Linked DNA regions of Homo sapiens: region 2 is linked to region 1. Evidence: chromatin loops called from intact Hi-C (ENCODE). Cell type or tissue: heart right ventricle. All regions are shown on one strand. Each heading gives the region's core, and the rest is flanking DNA. Links, peaks and the distances in the headings are about the cores only.

Region 1 (5,000 bases), core at 1-5,000:
GAAAAGTGCAGCAAGTGCAGGTATTTCTGAAATGACGAGTGGCTCGCAAAAAGGATCTGATGAGTGTTAATAGTAAGCAATGTGTACCTAAGAGTGTAGACACTATTAGCATTTGGAAAAATAGGAATCTGAACTGAGAACTGGAAGGGCCCTTAGAGATCATCCCACACAAACCCTCTTTTTACAGATGAGGAAGTTGAGACCCAGAAACGGGAAGTGCTTTGTGCATGGCCAGAGAGCTCGTTGCTGATCAAACCAGGACAAGCATCCATATGAAACACGCAAATGTAAAATTACATGAAAAAAAAAAACCCTTTACCTCCAGATGTACTGCTTTCCAGAAAAGTGGCGAGGAAATACCACAAAAATACCTTTACTTCAAAAAATTTGAAAATGTTGAAGGTCATGCTTCATATTGTGCCAGGCAAGAGAACATTGTACATAATTGTAAATCACCATTGGAGGAGGTGGTCCTGGTTGTATTCTTTTGTTTGTTTGTAATACACATAACATAAAATTTATCATCTTAACCATTTTTAAGTGTACGGTTTGGTGGTATTAAGTTCATTCACATTATTGTGCAACCATCACCACCATCCATCTCCGGAACTCTTTTCATCTTGCAAAACTGAAACTTTACCCGTTAAACAATAACTCTGCATTGCCCCCTCCCCCAACCCCTAGCAACCACCATTCTACTTTCTGTCTCTGTGAATTTAACTACTCTTTAGATACCTCATATAAGTGGAATCATACAGCATTTGTCTTTTGTTGACTGGCTAATTGCATTTAGCATAATGTTCTCAAGGTTTATCCATGCTGTAGCACGTATCAGAATTTCCTTCCTTCTTGGTTGTATTCTTAATGCAACATAGCTTGTTCTCTGTGATCTGCTGATTATAACCATCGTCGCTGTGAAGACTTTGGCGTGCTTAACATTTTTGTGACTTCTTTCCAGTGGGGGAAATAGATAGCTCAGTTGTGGACGATAGCAGCAATGGGAAGCAGTATTTGAGAAGAAATCAGACTCTCTTCTTCCAGTCTTTTGCAAGTAGGTGACACAAGAGGTAAACAGAATTGCATGCTGTGCCCCTCCACATCACCCCCTATTTTCTTTGTTTCTTCTGCCCAAGGCTTCAGTCAATCAGAGAAGCAATGAGAGTTGAAGATTTTAAAAGTGGGTTTTCAAATAAGACAAGCTTGGGTTCCAGTCCTACCTCTGAAACTTACTAAATATGTGATCTTGGGTAACGTGATTGAACTCTCTGAGCCTCAGTTCTGTAATCTGTACATAGAGATAATAATACTTTTATCAAAAAAGCATGTCTTTTTTTTCCTTCTGATTGATGAGATGCTTTCTGTATTTTTTCTGGATTTAAACATAGTTTCCAAAGTTAAAATATTAATAGTACTTTTCCCTGTCCCATTGGGTTGTTTAGAAATGTAATGTGATATATGACATTTTGGCCTCTCTGAGATGTCTTGTTCCAGCCCAAAGATTATTAGGGAACCTCATGTCATTTGAAAGGGGAGAAAGATAATTTATTGATAAGGTTCTGCATGTCATATGTATCATTTTTTTCTCATCAAAAACACTGAGTAGAACTCTATTATGATACTTGGTCCTTTACTTCATACTTTTCTATCTTCCCAGCTAGTCAGAACCATGCCCACCCCGCAGTTCCCACCCCTTGGTCAGTACCTAGCATTATGCCCAGAAAAACTACAGATGCTTCTTCACACTCCCCTCCAACCCCCACACCCCCATTACCAAAGTGTTTCTATAATGCTCTGGGAATCAGCATCTCAATTCCCCCATGGCCTCATGGTTAAACATACCATTCATTCGACCTCTCAACTGTGACAAAGAAGGAAGCCTGGGTGTAGAAACTGATTTCAGCTCCCCTCTGAAGTTGGGCGTCTCTCTTTGCTGACCACTTGGGAATTTTTTTTTCTTGCTTCTGACCCACCTCTCCCCTTTCTTTTGATAAACAGGACAGCTGTCCCCAAAGGGATGAATCCATTACCTTTCACCAGAGTTGAGTTCGTTTTCCATTTCATCTTTCTGCTTAAAGAGAAAGCCCTTTAAAAGCGCAGCGCATACATTGAGTGCGTGTACTTAATTTTTAATATGTGTGTGCCCACAGCCAAGAGAACAGAGAACCTTAAATAATAATGAAACTGAATTGTACATGTCGTATGTTTTATGTGGCACTGATTCCTAAATATGCTCCTAGCAGCCAGGTATTATTTAATACATCCCCATTAATCAAGCTGCCAAATCTAAATGAAAACCATGTTTAAATATGTTTAATAAGATTATAGCTTTTGGTTGAATATCAAACTAACATAGCTACATTTTTCCTTCCAGCCAGCTCTCATTTACTGTCTTACATTTTTACTCTGAAAGCTTTTGTACTATCAAACCAATCTTGATTATAAAACAAATTATACCACAAACTTTTAGTATCGTGAGCTTCAGCTGAGTCCCTCAGTGTAAATGTTAGGAGAAAGAACAGTTCTGAGATTTTTTTTCTGGCTAAAAAATGATATTTTTCTTCTTCTTGGGGTGAGCCTTTGAGTTTAAAAGGAAATTAAAAATTCAATTAGAGATACTAAATTGTTTGTAGCTTCTGTATTAAATGATGTCTGCCTTTTGCATAGTTATTGAAAGTGTTTCATATTAAATGTACTTTTTCTTTTTGACGGTTCAGGCTTCTGTTAGTTTTGCAATAGTGACACCTAGGGGCTGTAGAGAACATTGCATGGGCTGCTAAAATCTCAAAAACAACCCCTCTGCTCTTTTGCCATGGATAGAAAAAGTATTTGTGGGTCATTGGGGCTGATGGAGAAAGAAGGCAAATGGTACCCTGGGCGAGGTAGGTTTCCAGTTCTATTTACCAGGCTTCCAATATGCAAACAAAAAAAGGAGGTAAATAAAAAGAGGTTTTTATAAAAATAAAGAACTAGCTGAACTTGGAGTAACATACAGTATTCTAGCAGATTTTTAAAGTTATTGATAAAACAACATCATATTTATTAACATGTTTAATTCTCGTTCTTATTTGCAACAGTTTGCCTGCTGTTCTTGCCTTTGTAACAGGCATGTCCCGCGTTGATTGCAGAGAAGTGATGACTGTATGTGGTGCTTTGACTTGTTCTGTGCGAATGTCTCGCTTCTCACATCTCTAATTCTTCTATTTGCCTTGTTCAATATTCTATATCCATATTCACCCTTATAAAGTTGTCATTGAGACTTTTAGCCTATTTGTTCTCTCCACTGATATCATTATTTCTTCTAGCTTCTCAGAGCCCTTACATTTTCTCCATGTTTATATGGCTTGAAGCTTTTAAATTCTTGATCAAAGCAATCATAAATGTGTCTGTTACAAACACATTAAAATTCTTCGATTATATAAAAACTGACAAACAAGTCTTATAAAACTGTTTTTGTACTACATTAAGTTCAAAATAGGTGGCACATGTTTAACTTTGTACACTGTAGGAATTCTAAGAATCATTTCAAAAAGAAAAAGCAAATACAGTGCACAGCAATGCATATAATTCTTATAGATGAGTATTATCTATCTGTCATATCTCTCTGTAAATAATGATGGTGACAATGATGATAGGCAAAGTTTATTGATGTTTTTTATATGCCAAGCACTGTTCTAACCACTTTGCATGAATTAACTCAGTCACCATGGGACAGGAACTGTTATTATCCCAATTTTTACCCACATTCACAGAATGCTTCTGTGTTCCAACAAGGAAACTTCAACAAAGTAGTGCATGAGCTTATCACAGGTCGTGTGCAATAAGAGTTTATGTTATTAGTTTTTCCTTGAACTGCTTGGGAGTCAGTGTCACTTTTCTTAGCCCCATTAGCCTGCCCTCCCTTTGGAGTGTGCACGTCTCCTTTACTGTCTGATACCTGTCTGCTTTCCTCACTGAGTGCCTCTAGCTTTGTCTAGCAACACCTGCCCTCATAGAACTTACATTCAGTTGGGAAGATCCTAAGAAACAGCAATCACAACAAGTAATATTGATTTCAGGTAACAAGAAATGTTACAAAAGAAAGCAAAGTGATATCAGGGAGCAAAAATGGAATGACAGACTGGGTGTGAAGGGCTGGCTTTGTGAGCAGGAGAGAGGCCCTCCTGAGGAAGGGATGTTCGTGGTGAGTCCCAAATGACAGAAAGGACAGCAAGTGCAAAGGCCCTGGAGTGGGAATGAATTGAACATGTGTGAAGGAAAGCAAAAAAAGCAGGGAGGCTGGAATGTGTTGAGTAAGGAGAATACTGTGGGGCTCCTCTCTCTTTCCTTTCTCTGCTGCCAACACTTGTGTTTTCTGTCTCAGACTCTAGTTTCACTGAATTCAAAGAAATGGTTTGGAATTGCAAAATCCTGAGATGTCATCCACTGGGAGTGCTGGGGATAGGGGGACACGTGCAAGAGAATTGGCCTAAGAAAGGTTATACCCTGAGTATCTTCCATATATACCCATAGCCCCACACATTTTTATCTTGCAAAGTCAGTTAAGATGAACATAAGGCAGAAGTGGAATCCCAGCACAGTTCATCCTCAGTGCTCCACAGCACGGAACAGACCTTGGATATCGTACTTCACACAAGTTTGGTGACTCTTTTTTTATGTCTGCCTCTCCACTAGACTGGAAATTGACTGAGGACAGAGCTTATGTCATAATCATTCTTCAGTCATTTTTCTTTCTTGCATTCATTTTATCAGTAAATGCTTCTTGAGTGCCATCTGTGTGCCAACCACTCGTACTAGGCCCATCTATCTCTGCTTGGATAAAATTCCAAGCAAGAAAGATACAGTCCCTGCTCTCAAGTTTCCAACAGTATTGCAGAAGAGGCATACCATAAAATAGCATCATACAGTGTGCTATGCCTCAGCTTTGGGGAGGCAGAGAAAATGTTCCAAAGGAAGTGACAGTTGAGTCCAGTCAGGACTTGGAAGTATAAATAAAGGCGAGT
Region 2 (5,655 bases), core at 320-5,319, 380 kb before region 1:
TTGAGCCAGTCTTGGCAACCTTAAAACTTTTAGAACTGTCTCCCCTTGGAGGGAAAGGCGAAAAAGAACTGAAGAGGAGGCCTTAAGAAATTTTCATGTTTAGAGGTAAAGTTTTGGTTAGCAAGCTGGTCTTTTCTTCCTATTTATTGTTGGTAGAGCCCATAGAGAAACAACTATTATTGCCAAATCAGCTCTTTCCTTCTCATTTCAAATTTTTCCACCATCTTAGAGCATGTAAAAATTGTTGAAAGTGGTATTCAGTCATTTCTATTAAGACTGAGGTGGGCAAGCTTAACTCATTGTTCATCTTTTTTCTTCCCAATCTTAGCAAATCCCTGATTGCAGTATAACTAACTAAATAAATTGCACAGGACTTGTGTACATCAACTCCCAGCAAAGTCCAAAGATCAAAGTTGAAAGAGGATACTGAATTCCTTCCCAGATTTCTGGGACACTGCTTCTGTGCACTGTCACCAAATAAATCCTGGAGGAGTGGCGCCTTAAGAAATAGGGTAAGCTCATCCGCTTCTGGGAGATTGTCATCATAGGCAGCAATCTTAATGCTCTGAGATGCTTCAGAGGGAAAGAAGGGGAAAAGTATAAAAGAACAATCCCCACATTATCGGTTTTTAGCTCAGTATTTGTAGCTTGTACCCCCTTCTTAGGATTGCTAAAACCCGTTTGCAAAGGACAGCCCTCTATTTCCAGGTCCCCTTTTCCTTTTTTCACACTGCATTTGAGCAGTTTGCACATTTGTTGAAGAATCAGCCACAAAGTCTGTGGTTTCCTGTGGCACATTTCTAACAATATTTATACAGGCTATTATTTAATGAACTGTATAAATATTTATACAGAACAGTCTTTTGATCATAAATAGGGGCTAAAAGTCAGTCCAGTCCATGCTGAGGACTTGGACAGGAGGCTGTTTCTGTGCTTTGAAATGTCTTGTAGACTGAGAAGTTAGGTATGTCCCAGGACTTGTACGCAGCACAGCTTGAATTTCTGTTATTTTTCTTTCTCTTGGCCGTCCACAGTCCGTGCCCTCATTTCTTTCCGCCTGACCACCCTCCCCATATCCCTAACAGCTGTTTTCTTTTTAGAGTATTTATCTTTGCCTAAGAAGAATGAAATGAAACCCCAGTTCCGACTCTCACCATTCATAATGCGGTCTTTGGAGTCACACTGACTTAGCCTCAAACCCCAGCCCCTGTGCTTCTGTACCATGCAACTTTAAACAGCTTCCTGTCTGAGAACCTCACTTTCCTTAGCTGGGAAATGGGGCTCATACTGCCTACCTCACAGGGTTGCTATAAGGATTAAATGAAATCATGGAGTCACATGGTGATCTGCAGCTCAGAGCTCAATAGATATTTCTTGCTGCATTTGTTGTTCTTATTGAAGAAGTAATCAAAGGGTTTGGCTTTCAGTTTTAGCTGGATGTTGTGGAAGGAGCCCTAAACTTGCCGCAAGAGACTGTGGTTCAAATCCTGATGCCATTTGCTGTTTGTGGCACTTTGGGCAAATTACTCCACCCTTCTGAGGTATAATAAAGTGGTGATAGGTTTACCAAACTGATTGGGTTTCTGTGAATGAGATTAACATTGTGTGGGAATAAGTGACACGATGATGATCCTTATCCTTGTTTACTTTACAAACTAGAAAAAGGAATAATGCTTTCCACTTTACAGTTACTTTACTTTTTGAGGCCAAGGGGTACTGGTTGCATAAGATTAGGAGTCTAGGACGCAGCAGATCATATTCATGACCCAGGAACAAAGGGCATAGAGGGGGAAGAGCAGGGGACCTATGATGCAGAAAGTCCTTTGCTGGAGCTCACAGGTCGAATTTCAGGGAAGCTGCCCAAGGGCTTGAACATCCCTGCTTTCAGGTTCCAGGTATGGAAATAATCACAGAGATCAGTTAAAACTATAATAATGGGAAAAGTGGTGAACCTGAAATATGCAAGTAGGATCTATTTCATAGAAAAACATGAACTGGGTGATGTGTGTGAATGACGCTGGGATGGTTTGACTCTTTGCTGCATGGTGCCCTGGTAATAAGTTATAGAAATCCATATTTTGCTAGAAGCAGGCCACCTGGTGTTGTGGAAGGGTCAGTCTCTGAAGATGAACAGCCTGGGTTCTGAGTCAGCCAACCTTAGGCACAGCAGGCAGAGGCCCCCAGCAGAGTCCTTGACAAATGGGCATTTAGTAAATAGAGGAATAGCAGGAGGCAGTGGAGCATCCTGAGAAAGGTTAGGGCTGATGGAACCGGAGGGAATGGATTACTGTCAATTGTATTACTGCCTAGTAATATGGCATACTGGAGCAAGTTACTTTACCTATCTAGGACTTATTTTCCTCATCAGTAAAATGGGAGTGATCATAGTTATTGTCTTCAAGAATTGTGGTCAGGCATTGTAATCAAGCTGCTTAGCAGAATATCAGATATGTGGTAAACATGGTACCTTTTTTTATTTCCCCAGTGATGAATTTTAAAGACATCCATTCACTGAGTTACAAGGACTTACTGAGCTCCTGCTGTATGCCAGGCACTGGGCTTACAGCTGTGACACAGGCGGCAGCTGGAATTAACTGTAATCATACCGCTCCATTCTCCATGTGAAGGGTGGGCTCCTGCCAGAAACCAGAACTGGAGCAAGCCCAGGGCTAACTGTAGAGTGGAAATCTGCCTCTTTGGGTTTTACTGGAAAGGAATCAGAATGTGGGTAGGGTGGTAAGATGATGTATTTTATCATATTACTCTCTTCATCAGAGAGGGAGTCAAAAGTGAGGAACCCAAGCCTGAGCACGTGGGCCAGCCCCATGGGGAATCTGTCTTGTCATCGGGGCTGGCTGGAGTAGAGACAAGTCTGGATGCTGGCTGGCCAGGTCTGTGTAAGCCAGGGTATTGAATAGATTTTTCATTTCCTATTTATTTCTTTGTTTCTTCCTAAGCGTTTATAGTAGTCTTGCAAAAGTCTTGCCAAGGGCAAAGAGTTGTTAGCATGCTAGGATCAGTGTTAAGGAGCAGCACCCCGGGGGCCTTTGCAGTAGAGACAGTGGGAAGCCCAGAGAGGGGATTCCAAGTAAAGTAAGCAGCTGTGAGAGGTTGGTAGAGGGAAGGTAGAGTGGCTAGCTTCAATCTTCTTCCTGTTTGCAGCTAATAAAATTGAGGAAACTCAGCGAAGGCATTGCCCCTATTTTGTCAATCAGTGTATCCTCAGCAGGCTTCCTGGTGTTACTGTCTTCTGCATTTCTTCTGAGTCTCAGATGTCACTGATTGCAAGATGCACCATTATTTATTATTACCATGAAGTAAGAAAGGAAATGATACCAATTAATTGTAACATACCATTGATTGTAAGGTTCTCACTGGTTTTAGAGAAGCTAAATATGGAAAAATGAGTGCCGTAGAATGAATAAAATGTGGTTGTAAAATGAATAAAACAGGCATGGACCTGTTCATCCTTGTTTCTGTTAATTCATTGATTCAGTTGTTCATTCAGTAAACATTTACTGAAAACCTATTATGTGCCAGACACTGTGCAAGGAGCTTGGGATACAGAAATCAATAAGTTCATTTTTTTCAGATTCAGTTAGGAAGACAGACATGGAAAGAAAAATAAAATTGTGATTCCAGAGTGGTAAGTTTTAAAAGAAAGCAGGGAGAAGATACCATGTTGGCATCCTTTGTATGTATGCAAGGGGAGAAAGGGAAGGAAGCCTTTTCCAAGGAGAATTGATGGCTGACCTGGGTCTTAAAATATAATTCAGTGGTCACCAGGCAGACAAGGAAAGGAGAGAATTAGGAAGGGATGAGCAAAGGATTGGGGCAGCCTTTAGCAGCTGGGGGCAATTGAGAGCTTATGAGGAGTTTGAGGATGTCTGTAGCCTGGAGTGAGAATGAGCAGGACTGTATTAGGCGGGGCTGGATGGCAGGCAGAGGGAGCCTGTGGAGGGTGTGAGATCCCGTGCTGAGGCCCTGGGGTATATCACAGCTCAAAGCTGGTGGTTTTCAGTTGTCCTGAGAGAGGGCCTAGCAGAGGGACTGCTGGGGGGAAGGGCTGGAGGGTGGGGCAAGGGCGATCTTTGCTTCAGAGCAGCTCTGTTTTTATCTGTTTTGTTTTCTTCAAATAATGGCTTGAAGAAAAGGTATCACTGTTGAATGAATGAAGGAATGAATGATTTGAAAACTGGTGCTAATGGTCATATGGAGGTCCCCAAGGGGAATGTAAGCAAGGGAGAGAAGTTGAGGTTACACACCAGTGGAGGTCTGATGAAGCTCCTATGAACGGAGCAAATGTTACTTCTGCAGCTTCTCCATTTTATTTTTCACCTGCTCATGAGCCACAGAGCCAAAAGGGGGACAATTCTGTTGGGAAATCATTGTGATTAAGACAGAAGCAATTACTTTTAATGAAGTTTTTATTGTTTTATTTGTTTTTTACTGGAGTAAATATCTAGGAAGCAGTAACTGAACATCTGCTGGTTGATTTTCTTTCAGAATCTCCATGTTTGACTTGGCTAGGGAAACATTTTCTTTCTGAAGTTGAAGGATGCAGAAGGTTGCCCAGGTTGAAATTAGACTCTGGGTGGTAAAACTGCCTTGAGCTCACCTGGAGAGTTGTAGGGCATCCACCTGCTCAGTTGTGTTGGGGGCTTGTTCTTATTCTTTCAAAGCCAATCTGGAAAATAAAAGCCTCTATGAGATTCCATGTCATGTGGGCTAATCTGACCAAAGGGACTTAGAGCAGCCATGAAGGCCAAGGAATTCCTGAATGTTCTCTGGTCAGATTTCCTTGTAACTCACAAGGGGTCTGTAAGGAAAACAGATTGTCTAACTAATTGCTGATCTTGTCTCCTCGGGGTTCCTTCCCAATTCCCAGTCACTTCATGACAAAGCTGCAATATATTTGCCTCTTCTCCAAACCTATACAGAAAGCTTTTAAGAAACAAAGGAAAGAGCATGAAACTTGGGATTGCACAAATATGGGACTTTAGGTCCAGGCTGCCCCTGAATGAAGCTGATTAAATTCCTTAACTTCTCATAGACTTGCTTCTTAATCAGTGTAGTGTGTATCATTATAATAATGTACATTTACTGTTTGAATTTATGAGTAGACCTAGCTAGCATTAAGCAAAAAGTTACTTATCTCTTGGAATCTCACCTTGACCACCTGTAAAACAGAGATGTAAATAGCCTCACCTTCTAGAGTCATAGTGAGGAGTAAAGGGGACATAAGCACTTTTCACAGTGCTTGCGTGTAAGAGGTACTTAGTAGGTAATTGTTGAATGAATGACTGACTAGGAGGACAAGGTTCCTTTTCAGTACCTTGGCTTCTGTTCTTGTTGATTGAAATTCACTGAGAAGAAACTCATCTCCATTGCCTCCAGATTCTAAGTTCTCCTACCACCCTGTACTTGCCCTTACAGCACTCATCACAACTTTGCCTAAATAATTATGTATTTAAATCCTGACTCTCTCTCAAGAGTGGAAATGCCATGTCTGAGGCCATATCTGTGCTGTTCACCCACCATGTAGCTCAATGTTTATTAGTATACTGTTATCACTAAAAATGTTTGTTGGATGAATAAATAACAAATGGCTACCGGTTAGGTAGCGGTACCTCTTTTATTTCTACTTTTGAGATG

The links. Hi-C counts contacts between places; a loop is a spot of excess contacts. Peaks named below come from ENCODE experiments on the same cell type or tissue, not always from the same donor. Only the 100,000 strongest peaks of a DNase experiment are listed, where the experiment ranks them.
Region 2: it touches region 1 in a loop (2.5-fold over the local background); 8 of 110 quality-filtered maps call a loop at or near these places.

The regions. Positions count from the first base shown.
Region 1 is chr1:59,696,690-59,701,689 of GRCh38, forward strand. The region is part of intron 14 of FGGY (FGGY carbohydrate kinase domain containing); the gene reads left to right. Among named protein-coding and RNA genes, the nearest start is that of MIR4711, 34 kb to the right of the region's middle. In heart right ventricle, for the core only: CTCF peaks have their summits at 2,748 (motif pointing left) and 2,958; no DNase peak of the experiment used is centred there; H3K27ac peaks cover 936 bases.
Region 2 is chr1:59,315,818-59,321,472 of GRCh38, forward strand. All of the region lies in intron 1 of FGGY (FGGY carbohydrate kinase domain containing), which reads left to right. Among named protein-coding and RNA genes, the nearest start is that of FGGY, 22 kb to the left of the region's middle. In heart right ventricle, for the core only: no CTCF peak of the experiment used is centred there; a DNase peak (open chromatin) is centred at 2,853; H3K4me3 peaks cover 738 bases; H3K27ac peaks cover 1,372 bases.